3 separate regions of the Mus musculus genome follow, and all the other regions are linked to region 1. A link is a loop called in an ENCODE intact Hi-C map of the cell type or tissue named here. Cell type or tissue: heart. All regions are shown on one strand. Each heading gives the region's core, and the rest is flanking DNA. Links, peaks and the distances in the headings are about the cores only.

Region 1 (5,638 bases), core at 276-5,275:
CTGGGGTTTATAAGAAAGCTAAGAAAGCCAGGGAGAGCAAGCCAGTTAGCAGCACTTCTGCAAAGCTTCTGCTCCACTCCTGCCTCCACTTTCCTGCCTCCACGTTCCTGCCTCCACGTTCCTGCCTTGATTTCCTGTCCTGACTTCCCTTGTGAAGGATGTGTGGTGATTTGGAAGTGAAATCAACTAAATCTTTTTTTCCTGGAGTTACTTATTTTATTGTCACTGCCTTCTTCTCCTCCTTCTCCTCTTCTTCTTCCTCCTCCTCATGCTCCTCTTCATGCTCCTCCTCCTCTCCTTCCTCTTCTTCCTCCTCCTCTTCCTCTTCCTCCTCTTCTCTTCCTCTTCCTCCTCTTCTCTTCCTCTTCTCTTTCTCTTCCTCTTCTCTTCCTCTTCTATCATACCAATTGAAAGTATAACTGGGACCTGGAAGGCTGTGGTAGTTTCAATGGGAACGGCCTCATGGACTCATATCTTTGAATATATCGTGCCCAGTTGGTAGACTTGTTTGGGGAAGAATTGGGAGATGCACCCTTGACAGAAGAGGTGTGTCACTAGGGACAGCTTTGAGGTTTCAAAAAAACCCAGGGCCATCCTAAGCCTATCTCTTTTTCTGCCTGCTACCTACCTATGGATCAGAATGTGAGCTCTCAGCTCCTGCTCCACAGCCTGCCTGCCTGCCTGCCTGCCTGCCTGCCTGCCTGCCTGCCTGTCTGCCTGACTGCTTGCCTGCCTGCCTGCCTGCTGCCTGCTGCCTGCCTGCCTGACTGCCTGACTGCCTGACTGCCTGACTGCCTGACTGCCTGACTGCCTGCCCGCCTGCCTGCCTGACTGCCTGACTGCCTGACTGCTTGCCTGCCTGCCTGCCTGCCTGCCTGCCCGCCTGCCTGCCTGACTGCCTGACTGCCTGACTGCTTGCCTGCCTGCCTGCCTGCCTGCCTGCCTGCCTGCCTGCCTGCCTGCCTGCCTGACTGCTTGCCTGCCTGCCTGCCATGCTCCCTACCTTGACACTCATGGACTCTAACCCGCTGTAACTGTAAGCCTCAAATAAAAATGCTTTCATTAATAAGTGGCCTCAGTCATGGCATTTTACCCGGGCAATGGGAAAGTAACTAAGACATGGGGTAACTAGAAGAACACCGCACTAAAGCAGCAGTGGGAGGTCTGTAAGCAGAGGTTAAGTTCAAGATGTGAAGAAGGAACCACATTTACAGTTAGGAAAAAAACTCCCATTAGCTGAGGCCACAAGAGCCTTAGGGCAAACCAAGGCTTCCAGGCCAACTCCAGAGTCATCATCTCTGCTTTTGACCTCCACCTCCTGACCAAGCTCACCAGGCCTCCACACATGGAGACTGCAGTACTCCCTGAAGGGTAGAAAGGACTGAGTGGGAGCATGCTATCCGGGACCCCTTTCTCAGGGCACCCGGCTTTCACATTACTGCCATCTGCAGAGCCCTGGGTGACTGCCATTGCTGTTCCTGCCCCTGTTGGTATGGCATGGCACCCAGCAGAGGGGGATTTAATTTCCTCCAAGTGTGGAAGATTTTTCAGGTGGCCTCTGATGGGACAATAATCAGCTGGCCTCCCCCCTCCCTTTATGTCCCACTTCTCCTAGATTGCCATCTCTCTCAGAAGTTTTGTAATGGCAAATACTCTTTTCTTATCTGTTAAAATATCTTACATCTAAAAGTATGGTGGTGGCTAATTGGCCTCCATTCCCAATTCCGTTTCTCAAGGAGGCCTGAGAGGACTAGCGAAGATGACCATTCACCCAATTTGGGCATCAGTGAGAGAGGAACACAACACCTCAGGCCCAGGAAACAGGCCATCTTGTCCGGGCTCTGTGCAGGCATCCTCCTGCATTGGATGTCTCACTATCAAGCTAGCACTGACTCCACCCTCTCTGCATTAATTCTTGTCATGAGCCAGAAGCCTCGAATATCAATCTTGTTTTTCTTCTTCCAGCATTTCCGATACCAATAATAACACCATTACCCTTAAGTATGAGTCTGTATACCCGACACAGAGTGCTTTGGGGTCATTGAAATGCTCATCCGTCCTTTCTAGGTCTTTCATATCTGGGAATCAGCAATGCAGAAAATGGGATTCAAGAAGAAAACAAAAACCAAAGTGAGGCTTGAAATGAGCGAAGCAGTGCGGAGGGCTGGCACGAGCCGACTGCCACCAGAGCAGGGAGAGCATGCAGGTCGGCTAAGGGAGCGCACCGCGAAACTGGCCAGCCCCTTAGCAACATCCGCATAGCTGACACAGAACACTCTGACTTGGGGAGGGATGAAAATACCGGGTGACATCAGAGGCTCCGAGCACAGCCAGGGCATTCTAGAGGTGTGTGGTGTCAGGACGGCCTGTGCTGGCCTCATTTATCTACCTGAGTCATTTGAACAAAGCACTCGCTGGCTTAGCTTTGTTGTGACTAGAATTTGGAACCAATCCCCTGGCTCTGCCCCCATGGGTTTTGCTACTGCAGCGCAGCGTGGGTATGTAGGAACACAGACCGAATCCTGTGGCAATCAAGGATAGACTGTTCCTTCTCTGGGCCACAGGCTTCCCTAGGAAGGAGCCTTGGCCAAGTGTTTGTGTGTCTCCAGAACCAAGTGTCTGGCAACCAGCAGGTTTCTCGTGAATAAATGACAAATCCCAGAGACACATTCTGGGAAACGCAGGGCTTTTGTGGTGGCAGCATGCTCAACAGCACAGCACTGTGCTGTGGGACTCTTTAGTTTGTGGGACTCTAAGAATAATTTTCACGTCCTGGGAAAAGTGTCTGGCGCTGATTGCACATGCGAAAGTGTCGTGACGTGGGGATTAGGGTTGTCACAGGCAGACTGAAGGCCTTAGAAAAAGCACACCAAAATGGAGGTATTCATTCTAGGGAGGCTGCAGAATACTCAATGAGCTGGCGTTCTTCTCCTCCGAGTGAAGAAGAGGCCATGCTTGAAAACGGGGCTGTAGAAGGAAGGTCTCAAGAAGCCTTACTTCAGATTCCGTTCAGACACCCTCAGCGAACTCCCACATATTCCTCACCTTTCCACTAGGGGGCAGACAGAGGACGGAGAACATCCCAGGCAGGAGGCCGGTCCCTCACAAGGCAATCAGCCTCACACCAACACACTAGGCTGTTTGTGCTATGCAAAAGGCGAGGCTAAGCCTCTCTCTTCCGGCCTGTCACAGTCTCATTGATACTGCATGGTTTGCCTGTGACATCAGACACCGAAAAGTATGACAACCAAACTGTACGGTTCAAGGTGAATGTCAATAAATAGAATAAAAGGGGAGGAGGGGGGGAAGGAAGAAAAAAAAAGAAAGATCCCTGATGTTTTTCTTACCACACATGGTTTGGGGGGATCCTTCATTATCCAGAGTATTCATGATGTATCTGAATTCAGTGACTTCTCACAATGAGAAGATAACTGGAAAACTGCATACGACCTCTCTCTTGACCTCTTTCTATTTACAACAGCAACGTGGTTTCTATCCAAGTCACTGTTTCCTTCTGAGAGCCCATTCCACAGGCCTCTGTGTATCAACACACAGAAGGAAATATTCCAAGGGATATATTTTTTTTAATAACTCCCACATGCCTTAAAAAGTCATTTCCTCCTAAGACATTCAGGGCAATCGGGGCCCCTTAATTGGCTTAATTTTTATTCTTAATCCTCAAGGGTCGAGGAAAAAACAACACGACTATCTTCCTGTTCCTATTACCCTTTCATAAACTGTTGAGCACACAGGCTTGCCTCTAAAAGAAACCACAGTGAGCCTAAAGGAATAAGCATTTGTCAGGCCAGACCCCAGACTGGAAGATCACTGCAGGTGTGAGTCACTCATGGGAACTCTGAGGGTCTGAAAGCCACTCTCCCACTTGCAGAGGTGAGGGCGGCGTTGGCTTAGAACTGGCTCCGTGTTTGCTAGCATTAATAGAAATGTCTGTCAAAACAACGTTTTGTGACTTTTAATGAATTGCATCTTTAATTGTGCTGAGAAAAAAGTAAGCAAATGACGTGAGTGAGCTTACTTACAAGGGAAGGGTCAGCCTGTGTCTAGAACGTGGGTTTCCTGTGGAACGAGAATTCTTGTGCAAATCACTTCAAGCCATCCCTGATTTTTTTTTTTTTTTGAATGCTCTCCCTGATTTCACGCTGATAGCATCACAGCTCAGAAGATCCTATGAAGACAGCCTGACATCAAGCTGCTTTCTTGGTTGGCAAAATGATCTTAAGAATTACCTAAAAATGTGCTGTTTCTAAATGATTTGTTCATCTAAAGTCATTTGATTTTCAATTAAAATAAAATAAACAGGCTTGGCTATATTTGGACACAGATGTTGCTGTGGCTTCCAGATTCCTTTGTTTAAAGGTGACAAGATGCGTGGAGAAGACATTCATCTGATTGGGTATTCAGGCTTACAAAGAAAGTAATTACAGGGCCAGAGAGAGGACTCACCCCCCCCCCCCCTTCATCTAAATTCCCTTCCACATATCAACATAGTTTGACCTTGATGGTTTTAAATGTAAAAGACACTGATGTAATTCAAATAAAGCAATTTTTCAAATACCCCAAGGAATCCGGGATCAGAGATGACAGGCCTGAAGGATGAAAACCTGAGGGGCTAACGGATTCTCCAGTCCTCACGGTAGATGTGTCTTCCCTTCCTATTGAACTAAGATATTTTTGTCTTCTTTCCAGGGAACATTTGTTTGCCCAGTCCTCTGGAAAACGCCCAAATGCTGGCTTCCCCTTCCCCTCCCTCTCTCTTGCTCCCTCTCTCCCCCCTCCCTTTCTCTCTCTCTAAGCCCTTCTGGTTTTTGTGAGTCTTCCCACTAACATTTGCACCAAGGCAGCCTCTGTGGTCAGTGAGGTGACCTCCAACCTTCCTCGCCTTTCTCCGAGGGCAGAGGCCCTCCCTTCTGCCCTGACAAAGCACTTTCAGTCAACTCTTGGGTTTCTTCATGGTTGATTAAACTGTCTGTGTTTATTCAGGACCCTTCTCCTCTTTCTGTGTCCGGCCGCTGACCTTTCTGTTGCTTCATTGTCAGAGGAGAGAGCTCACGGGGCAGTCAGTCCCAATGCTTGTTAGCAGCCCTGGAAAGCAGCTCGGCCACTGGAATTCCTAGCACATCTTCAAAGCCAGTGGCTTTTCACCTAGGTAGCTGCTGTTGCTGGATGAAGCTTGTGAGTAAGGGAGGGTTGCTGGTTCTCCTGGAACCGAATGGATACTGATCGTCTTGTCATTGATGTCCTCGAGGCTTCCTTCCTGCAGTGTGAAGTTCTGAATGATGATTGATCAGACTTTTGTTGCTTGGAAAGAGAAATGAACAAGAAAGCACAGCTCAGAGAGTTTTGTTGAGTAGCCAAAGACCAGCCAGGAAGGATGCTTTGAGCCAGAACTCCCTGCCTGACGCCTGCTCCTTACCCATCCATGGAAATTCTTGTCAGTAGGATGGCTGACCCCTGTTGTGACCCTGCCCTGGGCTCCTGGGCAAGCTCAGGTCGGTCCCAGCAGGGCCATCAGCTGACTAAGGTCCAATCTCCATGTGGTTCCACCACATGGGAGCTTTCCTTCTTTTTCTAAACATTGTGACGGGCACCTGCTGTACCTCTCTCTCCAAAAGGTGTT
Region 2 (5,638 bases), core at 258-5,257, 880 kb after region 1:
CAGATGAAAACATGACAGTTCTCCTCTGGTAACTGTGGAAGAGAGCAGTCTCCACTACATGGCAGTAGCCCAACAAGGAGGGTTGCAAATAGACAGTGATTTGCAGCATTATAGGGTCATCTCCAAATCTGCACTGGCCTCAGTATTTACAACTCTATTGTATCCTCTCTGTGCAATAGTTAATTCTGACTGAACTGCAGTGGACTGAAAACAGACCCAACAGATAGGAGAACACAATAAAGTGTGCAACCTAATACCATACCCTTTCAACTAGAATGTAAAGGAGACACCAAAAGTATTCCTATGTTGGTTTACAGAATTGGAATGCAGATGGTAGGATAACATAGGCCATTAAAGAACATTTTATTGAAGTTGGTAACTGTCATAGTTTCTGTCAATTTGATACAAATTTACTCATACCTGGAAAGAAAGAGTATCAATTGAGGAGTGGCCTCCATAGATTGGCTTATGGGAACGTCTGAGAAACATGTTCCTGATTGGTGATTGATGGGGTGGGCCCAGCCCACTAGCAGTGCCATGCCTGGGCAGGTGGGCATCCACTGTAAAAGGTAACTGGGTAATCCAAGAGAGTGAGCAAGTAAGCATTGTGTTCCTCCATGACCTCTGCTATAGATCCTGCCTCAAGTTTCCTCTGCCTTAGCTTCCCTCCACGATGGACAGTAACCTGTAAGCCAAATAAATCCTTTTCTTCCCAAGTTATTTTTGATCAGTGTTTTATAAAGTTACATAAAGCAAACTATGATAGTACTTGTTCAGGGATATCCTCAGGAATACTGACTTTGTACAAACTATTGAAGGACAGAGGACCATGTAACTTACTCTCAAAAGTTTGGGAAAACAAATAAGGCAAAAGATGTGGGGAAGGAGCTTGTTGGATCATGGGCAGTTTTTAAAACAAATAGAGCCAAAACATTTGTGTTAAGAGCAAAGGGCTACAAGTACGCCTCTATTATTCTTGCTTGTTTTCTGTAGTTTGAAGTTCCTTTCAATAAAAAGGCTAAAGCAAGCAAAACCAAAATGACCTGGGATGAACACACAGAATATTTTCCAAAGGAAGGCCAGTATTATGGTTTACCTTTATTGTTAACTTGGTTTGACTTATAATCACCTAAGAGACACACTTTTGGGTATGTTGGAGAAAATTTCCAGAGAGGGTTAACTGAAGAAGGCATAGTATGAGTGTGAACGGCATCATTCCATGGACAGAAAGAAGAAAAGGTACAGGCTAAATCTCTGTGTCTCCCTGCTTCCTGACACTGGAAACAATGTGACCAACTGCTTTATTTTTCTTCTGCTACAGTCTTAGTTGAAGTGTTGTTCTCTGTGCCATGGTAGACCATATTCATATTCTTTCAGCCAAAATAAACTCTTCCTCTCTTAAGATTCTTCTGTCAGATATTTCTGTTATGCCAGTAAAAAAATAAATTAACAAATATAGCTTGGAGTGAGAGGTCTGCTCTTTTGCCACTCAGTCAGCCATGCTTAGGAGTTGGTACCATAGACTATTTGCTCAGTAAAACATGCAATTGGTGATTTTGCAAAATAACAATAGCAGGTCTACTGTAGTGGTTATGAACTTCTTAACTACAGGCTTTTTGACAAGGACTTCAGTACCAATGATGAAATCTCCTTCATGTGCCCCACTTAATCCTTTAACCACCAGGTTATTCCTTCTTTTCTATCACATTTATTATAATATTCCTCCAGTTATATTTTTAATTGGGTTGTAAGAAAGTAGACGTCAATGGGGTTTCTTATCTACCTTCCTTTTAATTAACCCTCTACCTGCACATCTCGATTTTCCCTGGACTTCTGTTGTTCTTCCTGTATAAGCTTCCCCATGCCCAGTATTCCACTTCTCTACTTTCTTTTCATCTGAAACCCTCCTTTAACATGGCTCTTTCCCAGAGGTTCTTTTCTGGCTTCCCAGATATATGCTTCAAGTTTAACACACACAGGGAAAACAGGTTGCATTTGTCTTTCTGCACTTGAGATACCGTATTCAGTATGTTTCCTTTGTTGTTATTGTTTTATCCATTTACCTGCAAATTTCAGGATTTCATTTTTCCTTACAGTTGAGTAATATTTCATTGTGTATATGTGCCTCATTTCTCTTATTCAGTCACCCGTGGATAGATATATTGATTGCACTTCTAAACTATTGTAGAGTGTCAATGGAGTAGAATCAGCAGTTGTTATTTTGCCAAATGGCAATGCTCTCAAATTGTCTTCTAAATATGTATAGTTACACTTATAAACCTGTGCCATTTTCAGACTGGACAGAGACGCTTCTTGTTGCAGAGAATAGTGGTCTATGAAGAGATGCATAATTTGTGAAAGCACTGAAAATAAGAGATGGGATGTTTAATCTGAATGGGATATCTCTATTAGCCCCTGTTCCTGCCAACACTCAAAGAACATTGTGGAAGAGAAGGCAGAAAGAATGGGAAAGACAGAGGTTGGGGAAGAGTGCTGGGAAAGGTTTCTGCCCATGCTATTGTACTCATGAACTCACGGCAGCCAAGGTTGTCTGCACAAGACCTGCATAAGAGCAAGCCAACCAAACCCCAGCTTAGCTGGAGGAGGAGCTCTCAACACCTTACTTCTTACTGAGAAGCCACTGTTCGTCCATAGCTGCTCAGAGGGGCAAAACCATTCTTTTATGAGCTGTGTTTTATGTTCTGTATTTTGTGTTTTCTTTTGTTTTGTTTTTACAACTAAGAAGGTGTTTCATGATCCAGTGCATGGCTCCATATGCATGTCCATATGTGTAGCACTAATTGGATCCAGAGAGTAGTAGACAAAGGGAAAAAAGGTGGGGGGAGGGAGATGAGTTTGGGAGGGGACATGTTGAAGGAAATATAGAAGGAGTTGAAAGATAGAAATTCAGAGAGTAGATATGATATTATTGTATTGTTTATGTGTATGAAATTCCCTAGAATCAAAAATCTTAAAAATTAAAATTAAAATAATAAAACTTCTAACTGGGTTAGGCTACAATAAATCTGCTACGGCAACTGGGCTTCCAAGAGGATGCCAGACATAATGTTAGCTTTTTTTTTCTCACTATGAAAAATGTCCTGTTGACACAATCAGGTAACGCTATTGATTCTGATGAAAAGCAGCCTGCTAGCTTCATTACAAGGAATGAAAAAGCTTCCTTTTCTTTGTGAAATAGCACACCCTACTGACATCCACAAGCACTGAAGGGAAATTCAGAAGTGTTTGGTAGGGGAGGCAGTGGAAACAATCTTTTGGTCTATGGTTGCTCCATTGTCAAGAAAACCAGGTTCCAAAATACCTGTTGTGTTCAGAGGAGCAACTTCCACATGAGAAAATATGGTTCATGTAACTCAGTCTTACTCTTAAGCTTTGAATCTGATATTTTCATCAAGGCAGCCTTTACCCTAGAAAATCACAGTGGAAATTTCAAAACAAATTGGAATTTCAGCTCTCAATATTCTGAGCTGCAATCATACTCAGGTTCTGGGGCATTTCTTATTTAAAGTGACACTGCCAAGCCGTATTTGTTTTAGAATGTCCGTTCCATTCCCTAGGCAATAAGCACGTGGTTCAGCACTGAACAGGCCACTTTGCTCTGCCTTTCAGGTCCACTACCAGCAGCCTATTCAGATTTTAAATCACATACATTCCCAGCCTCATCCATCTCAGTGCCATCTCTGTCCCTCCAGAAATGTTGCAGGAGAGACACAGCCTGAGGCTCAGGGAAATCAGCACAGGCCCCAGGACTGACCCAAATTAGACCAGCCTAAAATAAATCATGTCAGCGTGTCTTAATATGACTCCTGCACAGGCAGTATTTTCTAGGCTATTGTTTTGTAGACGTGGCCATAGCTCCTTTAAGCAGGTTGGAATGTGCCAAGCATCCCATGGAAAGAACAGGCCATGGGAACATGTAAAGAAATGTACGAAATATGAGGGTACAAGGAAGACAATGGTGAGTTCTATTTTAATACAAAATAAATACTTTTCCCCAGTACCTCAGCCCTGCAATCTTATGGAAAGCAGAACAGATTACCTTCCTGGTGCCTTCTATAAGCCCTCAGTGTAAATGCTATTTTCCCATAAGGGTTTGTTCCTTTTGTTTTATAGAGTAGGAGGCTATAAGAGAAGAAAGGGGGAGAGGCTGAGCCTGTGTGCAAATCGTTGTGTGAGGTTATTAGATTCTCATTATGACGGAACACTCATCCATCTCAGAAAGGTGTTTAGAGTAAAAAAGTGCTTCAAACTGCTCTTTTGAAGGTTTATTTTGAGAGCAGTGAAAACCAACAGCCAACAAGTACCCTCAAACTCGGACATGTCTGATAAAATGTCTTAGCTGGGTAAGGTGCTCCTGACTTAACTTCCCCTTGTTCAGCCCCCTTTTGTCTCTTTGTGTGAAGTCAGTGTGAAGCACTATGTATGTTCTCACCTTGGGGCTGCCTATCAATATAGAGCACCTGTTTCTTACCCTCTCCTCTTGGTTTTAGGCCAAGGCTCTCTTCTTCCTGTTTCCATCTGCCTTCTAGAAACTTTGTGTAGTTCCCCCTTATCCGACTCAGTGTGATGGCAGCCTCTAAGATGTCTCCACTCTGACAATACCATCTGACACTGGGGAAAGCTAGCAGGAGAGGAACTTGAGCTGCTGGGAGTTTGGGTCACTTCCATATTAGTCCCTCTTAAATATTTTTATTCTAAGCACATTACTCAAGGCAGGAAGAGTACAGTATTGATGATAGGTACCATCATATTACAACCATTTGGAGAACAAGTTAGCTCAAATTCTAATTTGATCAAATGAGAATTCACGTGTTAAGTGAAGACATGAGAAAAAATGCATTTTCTGAGTGTTTTCTAAAGATCTACTACAATAGAAGAAGCAATGAATTTGTATGAGCCAATGGGGAGAAATGGTAGTGAGCTCAGGATTGTGTAAGATTTACTTTGTAGGTGTTATTATTTTCTGTCCATCTTTTAAAGGGAGCCAATACATGTTTCTTTTCATTGCTTCAAGTAGAGGGAGGTGCAGTGATTGAAGTTAATAGTCCCATTACATAGGAGGCAGGATTTATTTACTTACTTACTTACTTATTATTTACCATGAACTTGAAACTGAAGCTATGCAGAGAGTTCCCAGTCCTACTTCAGCTAATGTGAGAGGCCTTGTCTACTTGCCAATAATAAACATAAATACAGAAATTCCCCACGTTTAAACAAAACTAATCAGCATTGGAACAAGTGCCATGTTAGGTCCACAGAAAAATCTAAGAGTGAACCCAGCCTCTGGTAACATGTGACCTGCTGCTGTGATGTTGATTTAGTCTGTTTTTCAGATGGGGAATGGAATTCAGCAAAGACAACCAGATAACCTTAATGTCTAATATGGAAGAAGACAGGAAGCTAGGGCACTGTTAGTAGGAAGCTAGAACACTGCTGGTGGGGATCAGATGTTCCAATTTGCTCTTTAATATTTTTAATGCTCCCCAACTTATGAATGGATGCTCCTCAGTTAAGAACACACTTGTAATGAGAACTTGCAAAGCCCAAAGGTTTTGTAGGATTATAGAATAGAAAAGCTCTAATCCTCATTGTCCTGGTGGAGATAGAATAACTTTGA
Region 3 (5,638 bases), core at 258-5,257, 340 kb after region 1:
GAGGAAAGTTCATCAAAAGGATAAACTTAAAAGGTTAAAAAGTGAAAGAACTAGTGTGTGTGTGTATGTGTGTAAGGATAGACACAGAAGCTTTCAAGTGAATTGTGATACAAGAGAAAGCCAGAAGCCTGCTAATGTTTTTACATTCTGAAAGTTCTAGTATTTAATTATTGAATGTTAAAGATTTCTAAATTTTTAAAAAATTCCTGAAGGAATATCAGGATATGCCTAACTTCAACAACCACTGTACCGTGCCTTAGAAACTTAATACAGCACGATTATACAAAGGGTCCTTGTCTTTAGAAAAGTTACACTTATCCACTTTAAAAAAAAAAAACAAATGAAAGTATATTATAACCAAAAAAATACAAATATTAAAAAACACCAAATTTCAGAATCTGAATTTTTTTTCCTTTCAAGAACCAGATCCTTTAAAATGACTGAGATTTCCAGGTATTTACTGAGATTGTTCCAGATGAGAAGGGACAGTGATGAGCAATTAATGGTCTTTTTTCTTGTCCAATAGACTGAAAGAACTCCTTGATGTAAGAACCTATGATTTAATCAAGCATGCATTAGGAGTCCAGTATAGTACCTAGCACTGTTCACCACTGAGGATGTCTGTATTTTGTGGCTGAATTACTTTAGAAAAGGCACACATTAGATGCTTTGTTCTTGGTTGAAGGTCAAAACCCAAAATGGTAAGACTTCGTGCTTTAAAAAACGAATATAAAGATCTAGGAGGGATTTATAAGTCTATGTATACAAAAGTGCTGAATAATCAAAACTCAGAAAAACACAAGGCATGGAACAAAGTGCTAGTCTAAGTACAAAAGAGATTTATTTATTTTAAATAAATAAATATTTGAGTTCAGTATGAGCTGGCATTGTTAGAGAAAGCCTCACGAAGGAGGGATCTGACATGAGACATAAATAACTGGAAAGCAGCCAAGCCAGGCGTTATTATTCATCATTCGGTGCTCTTGCCTCAAGGCTCAGTTGGCACAGATTGTGGTATTCCCTCTCCGTATCTAACCCGCCTGTGCCTTCCCCTACGCACGCACACTATCCCCTCCTATCACACCAATCCAGGCAAAATACTAAAGCGATTTTATTTATACTTCTGCACACGCACATGCACGCACGCACGCACGCACACACACACTCGCACGCACACAACTTTTCCTCTTACTGCCCCTCCACCAAACTCGGAAACTCAACTAGGAAGCAGAGGAGTGGAGTGCGGAAGCCACCAGTTCCTCAATTAGTTTGCATAACAGAAAAATAAAAAGATTGGAAGGTCGTTTCCTCCGGTCGCCCGCAGCGGGCAACCCAATCGCGCCACCCTTCACCTCGTGACGCCCCGGTCGTCTGGCACCACGAGCTGGTCACACCTTCCATGGAAACCGCCGGCTCCAAACAGCCAAGGAGTGAGACGCCCGGGTCCGAGCGACGCCTCCTGCCGGCCGCGCTCCGCGCAGCCACGACCTCCCGCCGCGCCCGTTCCACCGGGCTCCGCACTTCGCCGAGAGGGTGAGCATCCCCGCCCTCACCTTGTCCTCAGGGACCCGGGCGCCCCCTCACTCCCGGCCCACCTTCCTCAGGACCCGACCTCCCCGCCTCCCCGAAGCCACTCAAGGCGAGTCCACAATGAATTCCCCCCCACCCCGGCCCTGCCTCCTTCCCGAGGACCGGCTGGCGAGTCCCGGAGCTTGCAGGGCCGAGCCGCAGCGGACACTCCGGGTGGCGGGGAAAAGGAAGGGGAACCGGTGCGGCACTCAAAGTTAACTCGAACACAGCCTGCAAACTTCTGGGCTGCAGCCCGGAACGCGCGCCGGCCGGAACGCTCCCGCAGCGCCGAGCCCTCCCGCAGGGGCTGCCCCGGCTGCAACCCCCCGAGAGGAGTCGCGGGCGGCCCCGCAAGCCCTGCGGCGCCAGTCCATCTATCCACCTGCCCAGCTCCCGGCGCTGAACCCGATCCCACCCCGCCACCGACGGACGCGAGCGCATTCAGCTCTCCCGGGCAGTCTAGGGATCCGCCGCTGTCCCGACGGGGACTCGGGGCGGCGAGGCTGGCGCCCGCCATCCCGCTGGGGGTCCCTCCGCCGCTCGCTGCCCACCCCCCAGCCCCTTTTACCTCAGGCAAGCCGCCCTTCGAACGCAGCCCAGGCGCGGCGTGGAGGGCCGCCTCTGCGCCAGCGGTCCGAGCCGAGGACGAGGGCCGGTGTCTAGGGGTCGTGGGCGGCCGACGCGGCGAGCGGCGCGCGGGCCATTCCGCGGACCTGAGCGCTGAAAGCCGCAACTGCTCTCGAGGCTCCAGCTCGCTCGCCTGTCAGCTCCAGCTCTGCTTTAAGTGGCTTCCGGTCTCCTCCCCCGGGCCGGCTCGTCTTCGGGGAGGGAGGAGCTTCGGGGCCGAGAGGGGGTGGGGTGGGGTGAGGGGGCCGGGCGATCAGTGAGTGCCGGGAAGCTGGGGCCCCGCCTCCCGTGCGCGTGCTCCGGACGGAGGGGCGCGCGGCGGCTCGGCGCTCCGGGGAGGAGGAGGAGGAGGGAGGGGAGTGTCCGCTCGCGAGCGGCCGAGGGTCCCCGAGGCTCTGACGGTTCGCGAGGCCGGGGAGGCTACCTCCCACCCCCCGTGAGCCTGCGAGGAGAGGAGGCGCGCGCCGCGTGGGGCGGACTCCACCTGCCTGCGGACAGATGCAGGGTCACCGTGTTCCGCGGACACCCGGGCACGCGATGTGAGAGAGGCTGTGAGACGGAACGGCCGGTTTCGGTGCGGTTGCCTTTGTTTATCTGCCTCCTTTCAAGACGCCTCCAGATCCCGAGGGGGAAGCGAGTGGCCGCCTCCGCCGCTGCCTCCAGACGGGGTCGCCGGCCCCGCGCCGTACGGGCGGGAAGGCTGAGCCCGCCCCGCCGCCTGTTCCCGGACAGCCTCCGCTAGGGGAAGCCAATGTTAGGGTTTTGACAATAGAGATGCCTATGCGCGTGTTTTGCAGCCCACGGATCACGTAGTGACTAATTCATTTAACAAGTCAGAGCGCCTCTTCCGCGCCGAGCGTGTACTAGGTTTAGAACTACGACCTTCATCACCCAGACCCCACGCCCTGCACTCATAGAGACTTAGGGAACCGAGAGTTAACCTCAAAAATATACATGAAACTGGCATCTGGATTGTAACTTCATGTATTCAATAGCTTTTTGTTGTTGTTGTTTTTTTAGTTGGAAATAAACATTAAATTTGTATAATCCGAATTTAAGAAAAAAAATTAAAAGATCGTACTTATTCAAAAAAAAAAAAAAGGGGATCCTGGAAAAACAGGCTAAGCAGAGGCTGTGGTTCCCAAGTTTTATGGCACTGCTAACCCAGATTAATGATCACCCAGCAGTGTTGTTTCAAATTGCATCAAGTAAAGGCCCTCAGACTAAAGTGGAAAGGTTGGGACAGAATTCAAAGACTAGTATATAAGCAAAATTAAACTATTTTTAAAAAACTATAATAAGATTGCAGTATTTCCAACGTTTTAAAACTGTCCCAACTTTACCTACTAACTTAATGATTACCAAAAATATTTGCAAAAACAATGTTTTAAGTAAATTTATGGTTTTATGTTGGGTTGCATCCAAACTTAATCCTGGGACACACACATGCAGCCCTCATGTCTCCGGTTGAACATACTATATTTGGGGTTAAATCTATCATTTTACTACGTATTTTTTTCTCTCATCTATTTTGTTTGTTCAATTTGCTTTCGTGCTACTTTTAAAATTCCATTCTCTTCCAACAATTTTTTTATACATTCTTTATACTTTCAGTACTGTTTCAGTTACTGCTATGTACAAATCACCCCCAAATATAGCTATTTAAAACCATAACTGATTTGTTCATGATCCCGGGCTCTTTGCTCAGGAATTCCACCAGGACAGAGTGCCAGTAGCTCATCTGTACAGCTTGAAGGCTGGGCCTGCCTAGTCTAACTGAAATCTCTTAGGACACAAGGTCGAAGCTAGTGTCTCAGCACAAATGAGCTGACAATGATGTAGAAAATGCAAAGATGGAATCTAAGAATGCTGGAGAAGCCAGGTGGTGGTGGTGCACGCCTTTAATCCCAGCCCTTGGGAGGCAGAGGCAGGAGGATTTCTGAGTTCCAGGCCAGCCTGGTCTACAGAGTGAGTCCCAGGACAGCCAGGGCTACACAGAGAAACCCTGTCTTGGAAAAAAAAGAAGGCTTGTTGGTCTGTTTTCTTGTGTGTGGCTTCTCTACCTGGCTGATATGGGCTTCCTCATAAAATGATAATCTGGATTACAAAATGGGGGCATTCCAAAAAAACAAGGCTCAATAAGCAAGCAGTATAATTGATTACTAATATGTCACTGACCCAAGCAAGTCACATGACCAAGTTGAGCATCTAAGTGAGAAGGGTTTTTTGTTTTTTTTTTTTTTTTTTTTTTTTAGTTTTTCGAGACAGGGTTTCTCTTTATAGCCCTGGCTGTCCTGGAACTCACTCTGTAGACAAGGCTGGCCTCGAACTCAGAAATCCACCTGCCTCTGCCTCCCGAGTGCTGAGATTAAAGGCGTGTGCCACCACGCCCAGCTGGGGGAAGGTATTTTATATAAAAGGCTATAGATCACTTAAGGGTAACTTATCCTAATTCAATTAAGAGCTGATAATTAAATGTAATTCCAGAGCTAGTTTAAATATTGGTTTCTAGAACCCTGAAACTCATACTCTTAAAAAAAAAAAGTTGGAGGTGGGAGGGTTGGAGAGATGGCTCAGTCAGTACTTAAGAGCACTGGATGCTGTGTCCGAGAGGACCTATGTGCAGTTCTCAACAGCCACATGGCAGCTAACAACGATTTCCAGGGAATCTGATGCCCTCTTCTGACCTCCATGGGTATTAGGCACAAACATAAGTACCGACATGTAGGAAATACCATACATATAAAATTAAGGACTTTTAAATTTGGAATATGAAAGTTTAAAATTATAGAATGCTCTGTGAATTGTTATGTCATTCTTGCACAGGGTCCATGCTAATCTTTTCTTAGTATACATGCTGCTGATGTGAGCACAGACTCACACACTTGATCAGAAGGACCAGTAACATCATGAGGGCCCTTAGAGCCTGCAGGCTGAGCCCCTATCATAACTGACAGGCATTCTGGGCTATCCTAGAAAGGGTAAGATTGTATTCCTTGAATGAGAAGAAGGGTGAATTGGGCTGTAAAGTTCCTATTGTACTTTTCTCCTTTATTAGAAATATTTGGATGATCCGTCTCCTCTTTCTCCTCCTTTTTCTTCTTCTTCCTCCTCCTCTTCTTCTTTCTCCTCTTCCTCTTCTCCTCGTCCTCTTCCTCCTCCTCTTCTTCTTTCTCCTCTTTCTCTTCCCCTCTTCCTCTTCCTCCTCCTTCTTTCTCCTCTTCCCCTCTTCCTCTTCCTTCTTTCTCCTCTTTCTCTTCCCCTCTTCCTCTTCCTCCTCCTTCTTTCTCCTCTTCCCCTCTTCCTCTTCCTTCTCCTCCTCTTCCTCCTCTTCTTCTTTGTCTTGAGGAAGAAGGGAGAAGGTTGCCTGGCTGTAAAGTTTATCTCCCTAGATCTCATGTAATTATGGTTCCCATAAGGAGACAGTCCTGGAAACTGCTCA

What was found. Peaks named below come from ENCODE experiments on the same cell type or tissue, not always from the same donor. Only the 100,000 strongest peaks of a DNase experiment are listed, where the experiment ranks them.
Region 2: it touches region 1 in a loop (4-fold over the local background); 4 of 42 quality-filtered maps call a loop at or near these places.
Region 3: a loop joins it to region 1, with 7 times the contacts of the local background. A loop is called at or near these places in 22 of 42 quality-filtered maps.

Annotation. Positions count from the first base shown.
Region 1 is chr3:65,860,922-65,866,559 of GRCm38, reverse strand. No RefSeq gene overlaps it. Among named protein-coding and RNA genes, the nearest start is that of Gm35039, 65 kb to the left of the region's middle. In heart, for the core only: a CTCF peak has its summit at 3,045 (motif pointing right); DNase peaks (open chromatin) are centred at 2,389 and 3,089; H3K4me3 peaks cover 782 bases; H3K27ac peaks cover 2,558 bases.
Region 2 is chr3:64,982,119-64,987,756 of GRCm38, reverse strand. It overlaps a transcript of Kcnab1 not described here. Among named protein-coding and RNA genes, the nearest start is that of Gm25222, 90 kb to the right of the region's middle. In heart, for the core only: a CTCF peak has its summit at 3,217; no DNase peak of the experiment used is centred there.
Region 3 is chr3:65,525,132-65,530,769 of GRCm38, reverse strand. Tiparp (TCDD-inducible poly(ADP-ribose) polymerase) reads right to left here and starts at 2,323. Exons shown (of 6, transcript NM_178892.5): 1 at 2,138-2,323. 4931440P22Rik (RIKEN cDNA 4931440P22 gene) reads left to right here and starts at 1,356. Exons shown (of 2, transcript NR_027955.1): 1 at 1,356-1,533; 2 at 1,605-3,287. It also overlaps the pseudogene Gm22279. In heart, for the core only: CTCF peaks have their summits at 1,479 (motif pointing left), 2,719 and 2,919; DNase peaks (open chromatin) are centred at 1,249, 1,649 and 2,419; H3K4me3 peaks cover 2,925 bases; H3K27ac peaks cover 3,089 bases.